2 separate regions of the Homo sapiens genome follow, and region 2 is linked to region 1. The links are chromatin contacts, found by Hi-C or POLR2A ChIA-PET in ENCODE. All regions are on one chromosome and are shown on one strand. The core of a region is the stretch at or near the end of the contact, and the rest is flanking DNA. Distances in the headings are between cores, read along the strand shown.

Evidence for each region. Hi-C counts contacts between places; a loop is a spot of excess contacts on that map. ChIA-PET counts read pairs that join two places held with the same protein, here RNA polymerase II (POLR2A).
Region 2: a loop to region 1 is called in a map of ascending aorta, with 2.8 times the contacts of the local background. The contact joins two enhancer-like sites. A Hi-C loop is called at or near these places in 1 of 168 maps with a recorded cell type or tissue (ascending aorta). POLR2A ChIA-PET finds 5 or more read pairs at or near these places in 1 of 52 experiments (OCI-LY7).

The regions. Positions count from the first base shown.
Region 1 is chr18:12,277,723-12,282,895 of GRCh38, reverse strand. No RefSeq gene overlaps it. Among named protein-coding and RNA genes, the nearest start is that of CIDEA, 26 kb to the right of the region's middle. RefSeq lists an enhancer at 1,245-5,173. Within about 2 kb of position 3,640, at least 28 of the 41 ENCODE cell types and tissues checked have a DNase peak (open chromatin) inside an H3K27ac peak, as active enhancers do; they include ascending aorta, where a contact is called at or near this core.
Region 2 is chr18:13,498,417-13,503,690 of GRCh38, reverse strand. The region is part of intron 4 of LDLRAD4 (low density lipoprotein receptor class A domain containing 4); the gene reads right to left. Among named protein-coding and RNA genes, the nearest start is that of LDLRAD4-AS3, 30 kb to the right of the region's middle. RefSeq lists an enhancer at 2,794-3,451. Within about 2 kb of position 3,415, at least 15 of the 41 ENCODE cell types and tissues checked have a DNase peak (open chromatin) inside an H3K27ac peak, as active enhancers do; they include ascending aorta, where a contact is called at or near this core.

The DNA of each region.
Region 1 (5,173 bases), core at 2,391-4,890:
TCAAACACCACGGGCTGAGAGCTCAGTCCTCAAGGCTGCCCTCACTTTTCACGCCCATTGCAAGCCCCAAGCTGTGACAAATCTCAGTTCCCCTGATCCCCGGCTTGGGGGTGGTTAATTTGCTAGGGTAGCTCACAGAACTCAGGGAAATCCTTTCTGTATGTTTAGCCTTTTATTATGAAGGATATTACAAAGGACACAGATGAAGACACTCATGGGGAAGGCATGTGGGGCAGGGCATGGAGCTTCCGTGGTCTCCCTGGACACCACGATCTCAGAGCCTGTACGTGTTCACTCTCTGGAAGCTCTTTGAGCCCTGTAGCTTGGGGATTTTTCTGGAGCCTTCATTACATAGGCACAATTGATTACCTCATTGGCCACTGGTGATTGATTCAAACTTCAGCTCCTCTCCCTTCCCCAGAGGTTGGGGGATGTGGCTGAAAGTCCTGACCCTTTAATCACAGGGCTGGTTCCCTGGCAACCAGCCCCTATCCTGAGGCCATGCAGGAGCCCACCAAGAGTCTCCTAAAATGATGCTCCTGGCCAGGCGCGGGGGCTCATGCCTGTCATCCCAGCCCTTCTGGAGGCCAAAGCAAGTGGATCGCTTGAGCCCAAGAATTTGAGATCAGCCTGGACAACATAAGGAGACCTCATCTCTACAAAAAATAAAAATGATTAGCCAGGCATGGTGGTGTGCAGCTGTAGTCCCAGCTACCTAGGAGACTGAGGTGGGAGGATCACTTGAGCCCAGGAAGCTGCAGTGAGCTGTGATCACACCACTACACTCCAGCCTGGGTGACAGAGCAAGATGCTGTCTTGAAAAAAAAAAGAAAAGATGCCCCCATAACCCAGGAAATTCCAAAGGATTTAGGAATTCTGTCAGCCATTCCAATCACTCAGGAGATTACAGATTTTAGGAGATCTATGTCAGGAATGGGGGCAGAGGCCAAAAACGTATTTTTTATTATATCACAATATCACAGGGGTCCTGGTACCCTGGCCTGGCCTTGGAGTGGCAGGGAGAACCTGGCTCCCAGCAGTGGTGGCCTGAAGCCTTCTTGCAGGTGGGCTGGGGGAGTTGCCGCAGTGACCTTCACAGACTGGCCTCCGACAGTCATAGCCAGTGGGCATCTCAGGGGAGGCCTGGGTGGGACACAACTCCCCATAGTCGGAGTGTGTCCCCCACTGCCTTGGCACATGAGCCCCTGGGGCATGAAGTGGGGGAGACCACTCAGTGGAGTGGAGGCTCAGAATAAAAGGCACTGCACTGATCATCAGATTTTAAAAGCAATAGCTCATGCCCATAATCCCAGTCCTCTGGGAGGCTGAGGTGAGAGGATCACTTGCACCCAGGAGTTGGAGAGCAGCCTGGGCAACATAGTAAGATCCTGTTGCTAACAACAAAAAAAAAATCTAAAAAAAAAAAAAAAAGATGATGAGCTGGGTGTGGTGGTGTGCACCTATAGTGTCAACTACTTGGGAGGCTGAGGTGGAAGATACATTTAAAAAAATGTTATGTTGGCCAGGCATGGTGGCTCACACCTGTAATCCCAGCACTTTGGGAGGCCAAGGTGGGTGCATCACCTGAGGTCAGGAGTTCAAGACTAGCCTGGCCAATGTGGTGAAACCCCAAAAATACAAAAATTACCTGGGTGTGGTGGCACGCACCTGTAATCCCAGCTATTCAGGAGGCTGAGGCAGGAGAATCGCTTGAACCCAGGAGGCGGAGTTTGCAGTGAGTCGAGACCACACCATTGTACTCCAGCCTAGGCAATAAGAGCGAAACTCCATCTCAAAAGAAAAAAAAAAAGTTATGTTGATTTTGCCACAATACAATAAAATCTTGGGGAAGACAGAGCTCTCCTCCTGGCCCACTGGGACTTGAGAGCTGGCTGTCAGAGCTGGAGGGCAGGCAGGTAGCCCCATGGCCTCTGCTGCTGGAGGGGGCCTGGTAATTCTAGCAAGGAATAGCTGTCCCCGTGGAGGTGATGGTAGAGAAAGGTGCTGGCCACAGTTTTCTTTCCCTACAATTTATAACACAGGAGGGAGTGGGAGCCAGGAGACCCTGTGTGGGGACAGTGCCATCCTGGGTGGAGGCCCACCCCCACATGTGGCTTGATGAGCCGCCCCCACCTCATCACATGAGGAGAAAGGAGAACTTCCCTTTGGGGAAATGGACCCCCGTTTTAGAATCCTAGTCCTGAAGAGGCCTACGCCATGGCTTTGAGCTGGGCTCCTGACCTGGCGGGTGGTGACAGTTTCCTTGGGGTGCAGGAGAAGGGCAAGCTGTGGCTGGCCAGCTGAAAAGTGCTGGCTGGAAGAGGGACCGTGTTTACATTTTTAAAATCTGGGCCAAGAAAATCTGTCTGGGAATGGAGTTCCTGGACCAAGTCGATTGGATCCTGATTTTATGGATGAAGACAGTGGTTTGGGCTGTGAAGTCTGGTCACTACAGGTGATTTTAGCCAGAGTCTGTCTCTGGCCATGAGATCATGGCTCTTAGAGCATTTCATTCTGATGTCCTCAGTTCATCCCAGGCCTGCACTCTGTTCCCTGCTGCTGGCAGAAAGTGCTCCTTGAATCTAGCCTACGGATCATGTGGCAGAAACACACCAGGACGCATGCGCGTGGGATGCTCATGGCAGCTACCTGTGTTTGTGCGCCTGAAAAAGAGGTCATAGGAGTGACGTCCAGGTCCATGTAGTGACTGCAGGAGCATGAAACCTGGGCTCATGGGAACCATTTCTTTTTTTCTGAATTGTGATTCTAGAAGTGAATAATTTCCAATTCGAGCTCTTCTGCTTGGCCCCATCAAAGACACACAGACGAACACTCAGCCCCTGAAGGGACACACACGCCACCCTGGGGGTTCAGCTGAAGGCTTAGGTGGAGGCGGCATCCAGGCCTCACAGGGTCCAGGCCCTGAGCCCGCTGGAGTGCCTTGGCTCTCCCCACCCACCCTCACCTGCATGGGGCACATCCTGGTCTGAGCTAGCGGGCTAAATGCAGATGATAGAGAAACTAAGATGAGAACGAGAAAGTGTCACATTTGGAGTGCCTGTCACCTAATCCGAACCAGAGACAAGACAGCCACGCCTGCTGGGACCCTTCCCCTAAGGGAGTGGGTTTCAATTCCACCAGTCTCCTGGCCAAGGGCCCACTGAAGACTTTGACAATAGCAAAACCAACCTTTGCTGCCTCCTCCCTGAGGCCTGGAGCCTCCCTGAGGGTTCTGCGAAGAGGCTGCTCTGTCCCGGGCCACTCCGTGAATCATGGGCACAGGAGACAGGGCGGCGGTGGCCGCAGCTCCTTCAGAAGCTCCCAAATGCCAAGAGGTCCTTCTGAATGTCCTCCCCTTTCCCATGGGGAGAAGGCCAGCCCGTCCCTTCCCCAATTCCTCCCTTCGAACAGGTTGGGCCCCCACAGTTTCCCCACCATCTGGACGTAGGCCTAGGGCCTCTCAGCGAGTGAGGGCAGGGGCTGAGTCAACAGGATCAGGCACTGGAGTGAAAATTCCTTTTTTGGAAGCCAGGCAGTCACTGCCCAGGCCGGTGGAATCCTTGGGAAGTGACGCAAGCCCAGAGTCAGTGAGAGGCAGGAGTGAGCGCCCCTCGGCCAGGCCGGCCACACGCCTGGCTACAGCCCTCCTCCTCACCTCCTCTCCTGCTGGCCCGAGGTGGGCAGGGCGGTCAGGAGCTCCTTATATAGGAAATGTTTTGAAGTCACAGCAGACGGCCTGTGCCTGAACACTCTTTGTAACCCTCGCTCTACCAGCAGCGCAGCTCATTCTGGAAGGCAAGAAGGGATAATACTGAAAGTGCCTGTTTTTTTCGCAGTGTGAAAGAAGAGCCTGTGCTTTGAGGAACGCCACCTCCTTTCCTTTTGTCTGTCCTGCTGTGGGGCCTGGCCCAGCTTCTCCAAGAACTGGCTCAGACACAGTGAGAGCCCAGGACTCAGCGCCGGTCACGGGGCCTCTCAAAGGGGACTGCAAACTGTCTGTGAAGGGAGGACCATCCCTGCCGGGAACGGCTGAGCAGCAGCTGGGAGCCCCGGGAAGGGGGTAGGGGAGGGGAGAGTTTTTCTTCCTCTAGGGTTCCGGGACACACTGTGGTGTCTTTCTGTGGCCAGAGTTGGTGGCTAGGGAAGGAAAAGGCCTCCAAGGCATCATTTCTTAATCAGGAAATATTTTTCTTCTAGCATCTGTTCCCCCTGATTCTAGGAACAGCACCCTATTTCTCTTTGGGGTGGCTCCAGGACTCAGTGTGTGGCCCAGCCTGGCAGAGCCACCAGCTGCTGTGTCTGCAGCATGAGGTGTAACCCAGGACATCCAATGGGGGGACAAGGTGTAGCCCAGAGCTTCCTGCTGCAGGGCCTGAGGTCTGCACTTGCTTCCACTTGAGGGGGTCCCCCCTCCCTGCAGGGAATCAGATCCAAGAGAGTGGGAGACAGATTCTTACAATGTTGTCTGATTGCCTTCGTCCAGCTGTGCCTGCAGCTAGAGATCCCAGCCACGGACAGGAGGTTCCTCGCAGCTGAGCCAGCATGAGGCACAGCTCCACCTTGGCAACGCGGTGCCCCACCTGGCTGCAGGCAGAATCTGCAGCTGAGGGTGCAGCAGTTGTTTTTTGGTTTTTAAGAAAAAGGCTGGGCCGGGTGTGGTGGCTCACGTCTGTAATCTCAGAACTTTGGGAGGCCCAGGTAGGAGGATTGCTTGAGTCTAGGAGTTTGAGACCAGTCTGAGCAACATAGCAAGACCCCATCTCTACAAAAATAAAAAAAACTAGGGGTGGTGGTGTGCACTTGTAATCTCAGCTACTCAGGAGGCTGAGGTGGGAGGATGGCTTGAGCCCAGGGAGGTCGAGGCAGCAGTGAGCCGAGATCAGGCCGCTGTACTCCAGCTTGGGTGACAGAGCTAGACCCTGTCTCAAAAAAAAAAAAAAAAAAAAAAGAAGAAAAAGAAAAAAGAGGCTGAAAAAGTAAAGTCCTTTCACTTTCACAAGTGAAAAAGTAAAAAAGTCCTTGAAGACCTCCACAATTTGAGTCCTTCAGTGTGAGGGCCCCTTTGAGCCTGTTAAAAATCCATGTTTGAAAAAAACATACAATAACATTTTGCAGCTTGTTATTTTTGTGGCACTAATAAAGACTTATGAGAGATTATATCTGTTAGCAGAAT
Region 2 (5,274 bases), core at 2,166-4,665, 1.2 Mb before region 1:
GGGGCTCCACATCCACGCACACATGCCTGGGCTGCCTGCTTCCCCTCTGGCACATCCCGCCCCTGTGATAATTTCATCTCACATGGGGCTGCTTTCCACTGGATCCACAGGTCTCCTGCACAGCAAGGAAGCCCCCTTCTGGTCCTCTCTCCTCTTTCCCCTTCAGATCTGTTTCCCCTACTTGATAATTAAAATAGAAAAATACAGAAGATTTTTTTCAAAGTCTCCATTCTCGTTTAGAGTCTTTAGGGTAATTTTACTTAGGAGAAGGGACCCTCATACACATGGCCGTTTGTTCAAGCACCTGGTGGCAGGGACCACGCTGCCGGCTGGGAACAATGGCAGGTTGCCTGCTATCTGTAGAAAAGGATTTTCAAAGGCTGCGCAGAATTGAGATGCTGCTGAAGCAGAAAGTGCTGCACTTTTCAATGCTGCCATTTCCAACAGTTAGTACCTAGGGCCATCCTCCATGTAACTGAGGAAAAAACCCTGGAGGAAAGCTTAAAACGTTAAATGCCCCTAGTATCCATCTCCACTTTCAGTTGTACATACTTTAAACGTTTTATCACACAACATCGGTTGATGGTGGCCATAGATAAACCACAAGAGACAGAATTCATGCAGTCGAAACTTGGAATTCCATGTAATACCATCAGCCTCTCAGGTTCATGTTAATACAAGCACATATACCTGACTGATGCCACAAAGTCTGCTCTCTCTTGCCCTTCCTTCTCAAGCCTTTCCTCCCCTAAATTCTTTCTGCTACAGCAGATAGCCGCTGTGTGCACTGACCTCCAACAACTGGGATCCCAGCCTGTGGCTGCCAGCCAGACTGCTTCAGGAGTGACCAGACGGGTGAAGTTCCCCACCAGCTGTGCTCTGAGGATGGCTCAGGAGAAGTCAAAATTCACCCCGAAGCACTGAGAAGACCTGTTTCATAGACAGATCACGTCCATGGGTGTGGCCCGTACAGTCCTCCCAGTGGGGTTCCTGTTTGGTGTCACTTCAGGCAGCCGTGGCCCAAGCTAGCTGAGAGTGGGTGAGAAGCAGAGCTACACGGCTTGTTCCTTTGCCACCGGCTGGATGCTCCTTTATCTTTTCCCCTACTTACTTTTTTCTTCGATAAAGAGTCGACAAATAATTAAGAATTTACTAGACAGTCATATTGTACACTTACGAGCTCAGCACACAATTAAAATGTTTTAAATGACTTAGTGCCTTGTACGAACTTCATACACAAAAGTTTGGTAGTATGCATACCAATATTTGGTATTCAGCTATGGGTGTGTGAAAGAATTAGTACATCTTAAACCCAAATAAAAGCATTTTAGAAAAGAGGCATCACAAAAGGCATCTGGACACAGTCCCAAGAGCTGGTGAATCGGTCAGGACCAGCACAGAGGCTAGTGGGACAGAATTTTAAAAGATGTGGCACCAGCTGATAAAACCTAAAGCACTAAGTAGTAAGAGTATCAAAACTGACAGGACACGTAACTTTAAGTCAGGAGCTAAAGAAAACACAGGAGAGCTGACAATCAGAGCAGCTGAAATGGTTTTCCGTACCTCATTGCAAAAACTTTCACAATGAGTATTTGCTACTCTGGTGACGGTTCAAAGCCTTCCGCGAATTTGCAGCGTTACACAAGATGTCACTTTCTCCCCTCAATTTGCCTACGGCACCTACCCGGACTTCTCAGCTGTGTAGGCACCAATTTCAAAGAGGTCTGAAGCCAGTGGAGTAAAAGCATTTTAAGTGTGATGTTTTCTTAGGTTGAACATATCAAACACACATTTCTAGTACAATTCCAAATGTTTCAAAATATTATTTTAGTTGTTAAGAATCTTGAAATGAAAGCTCTGTTATTACAGAATGCCCCTGTTTTTATCATGCATTAAACCAAACCAACCCCCACCCCATTCCCTGGCTCTCAGAGAGAGGGACATGCGTGTGTGAGCGAGTGTCAGGCGTCCTGTGCACACACAGGCACGTCATGTTTCTCCTCTCACTCCGGACCCCTTGGGTTTCTATGGATTATTAATAATACCCACCCACCTGGCTGGCAGACTTTTCACAACACACCCTACAAGATTCTGCAAAAAAAAAAAGCAACACAATTTGAAAATACACAATGCCAACCTCCGGAGGAGGGAAAGAGAAAGAAAGGAATTAAGGGTGAGACCCAGACAGACAGACAGACAGACAGGCTCAAGGAAACTGTGTTCCCTGGGGTCTGGGCCATGCAGCCGTCGGCAGGTACTCAGCTCTTCTCGGCGCAGACTTGCTTAGCATGGCAATCGGCTGTCTGCCCAGGAGGATGAGGTAATGTCTAGGTTTAATGCCAAAATCTCTCTCACTGGCAGGACACATCGGGTAAATATTTCTACTGCAGGAGACCACATTCATTTGATGCTACTGCCAGTTTTATTATTGTTATTATGCTCATTAATATTAATACTCAGCCACTGTACCTATTTAAGATTGAAGAGGAGAAAGGCAAGGTTTTGCTGAAATCATGATAGCAGGTGCAGGGGGAAGAAAGTAGCCCCTACTCCACCCCCCGGCCTCAATCTCCCGCTAACAACAGTTACAGCACCAGCCTTCTGCAATCCCTTCCATCATCCTCAGCTGCACAGAGACCCCCTGCAACTTCCTCTCCAGGTGGCTGTAAATCTGGGACCTAGCAGTGACAATGGGTTTGGGGCGGGTGGGCATGAGGGGCTTGAAGGCTCCTTGAAGCGACCTTCCTAGTTATAATATTTGAAAATGTAGAATAATTTATGGGTCAGATTGCCAATGGTTCCTTCTCCTTTCTAAAAACCAATTCTGAATTTGCTTCACCATATTTTTGATGATGTGTTTTATGGCCTCACAAACTCCCAGCTGGTTCCCTCGATGATCTCGTCTCTGTGGTTACTGTCAACAATCCACATTCGTGTTGTGGCATATCATCTTACAGAAGCATTTAAAGCAGCTCAGGGCTTCTTTCCTCTGATGTAGATTTTCTCCATTGTTACTCAACGAGGCTCTGACATCAGCCTCCTTTCAGTTCAAAAGACAGGACGTTTTTCTGGGAGTCAGGAACTGAATGCAGAACTTCCCGCGGGCTTCACAAAGGACCGCCGAAAGGGACAGTCACACACTGCCATGGATGTGGTCTCCTCTCTGAGGAGCTGGGAATAACGCTGCCCTCCCACAGGCGCTGCTCCCAGGAGGGGCGGGAAAGCATGATGCCAAAGGGCAGTTTCAAAACTGGGCCCCGGGGAGCAGCAGCGTTAGGTGTGGACAACATGAAAAAGCACCTAAGACCCAGTGCTGTCCTGCAATGAGACAGAGACGCGGCCACTGTCCCGCACAGCCCCACGGGCAGAGGAGGCGCTCCAGAGGAGGGACTTTGAGAGACGACGCAATGTGCCTGCTGTGGGAAGTCACAAGACAGCTGCTATTCCCGGGCCGTCAGGGCCAGGCCAGCCTGGCTAGCTGCTGAGAGGGTCTGCACAGTGACTCCATGAGGTTAGCAAAATATATATATTTTTAAAGCCTAGCAACCTTTCCTAAACATTTTTTTTTAATCACCAAAACATCACATTGTAAGGAGTTTCAGATTATTCCCAACATTTCCCAATGTCAAGTCTTGGACAACATGTCTGCACCAAACATGTGCTTCTAAATAGAAAACCGAAAGTCCCTGTCAATCAGGAAGGTAACACTCTGGAGAGGAGGAGGAAAGGAAGTGAGACAGTGCTGGTGTCTTTTGTCATTAGGACAGTGGAGATGCGGCTGCTTGACCCAAGCAGCATACTGGAAGGACAGCTGAGAGCAAAAACGGAAAGGGAGCGTGGAGGTTTTCACAGCAGGACGTGTGTGGGCAGAAGGATTCTCCAGTGTCCACAGCAGGATACGTGTGTGGAGATGGATTCTCCAGTGTCCACGGCTGGACGTGTGTGGCAAAAAGGATTCTCCAGTGTCCACGGCGGGACATGTGTGGAGATGGATTCTCCGGTGTCCATGGCAGGACGTGTGCGGCGAGAAGGATTCTCCAGTATCCACAGCGGGACGTGTGTGAGTAGAAGGATTCTCCAGTGTCCACGGCAGGATGTGTGTGGCGAGAAGGATTCTCCAGTGTCCACGGTGGGAAGTGTGTGGCGAGAAGGATTCTCCAGTGTCCACGGCGGGACGTGTGTGGCAAGAAGGATTCTCCAGTATCCACGGCGGGACGTGTGTGAGTAGAAGGATTCTCCAGTGTCCACGGCAGGACGTGTGTGGCGAGAAGGATTCTCCAGTGTCCATGGTGGGAAGTGTGTGGCGAGAAGGATTCTCCAGTGTCCACGGCAGGACGTGTGTGGCAAGGATTCTCCAGTATCCATGGCGGGACGTGTGTGAGTAGAAGGATTCTCCAGTGTCCACGAAAGGACGTGTGTGGCGAGAAGGATTCTCCAGTGTCCACGGTGGGAAGTGTGTGGCGAGAAGGATTCTCCAGTATCCACAGCGGGATGTGTGTGAGTAGAAGGATTCTCCAGTGTCCACGGCGCGACGTGTGTGTGAGTAGAAGGATTCTCCAGAGTCCACGGCGGGACGTGTGTGGTGAGAAGGATTCTCCAGTGTCCACGGCGGGATGTGTATGGCGAGAAGGATTCTCCGGTGTCCACGGCAGGACGTGTGTGGCAAGAAGGATTCTCCAGTGTCCACGGCGGGACGTGTGTGGAGATGGATTCTCCAGTGTCCACAGCAGGACATGTATGGCGAGAAGGATTCTCCGGTGTCCACGGTGGGACGTGTGTGGCGAGAAGGATTCTCCAGTGTCCACGGCGGGACGTGTGTGGCGAGAAGGATTCTCCAGTGTCTACGGCTGGGGACATGTGTGGGGAGGATTCTCCAGTGTCCACGGCGGGACGTGTGTGGGGAGAAGGATTCTCCAGTGTCCACGGCGGGATGTGTGTGGGCAGAAGGATTCTCCAGTGTCCACAGTGGGACACGTGTGGCAAGAAGGATTCTCCAGTGTCCACAGCAGGACGTGTGTGGGGAAAAGGATTCTCCAGTGTCCACAGTGGGACACGTGTGGCAAGAAGGATTCTCCAGTGTCCACAGCAGGACGTGTGTGGGGAGAAGGATTCTCCAGTGTCCACAGTGGGACGTGTGTGGCGAGAAGGATTCTCCAGTGTCCACAGTGGGACACGTGTGTCAAGAAGGATTCTCCAGTGTCCACGGCGGGACGTGTGTGTGGAAAAGGATTCTCCAGTGTCCACGGCGGGATGTGTGTGGCGAGAAGGATTCTC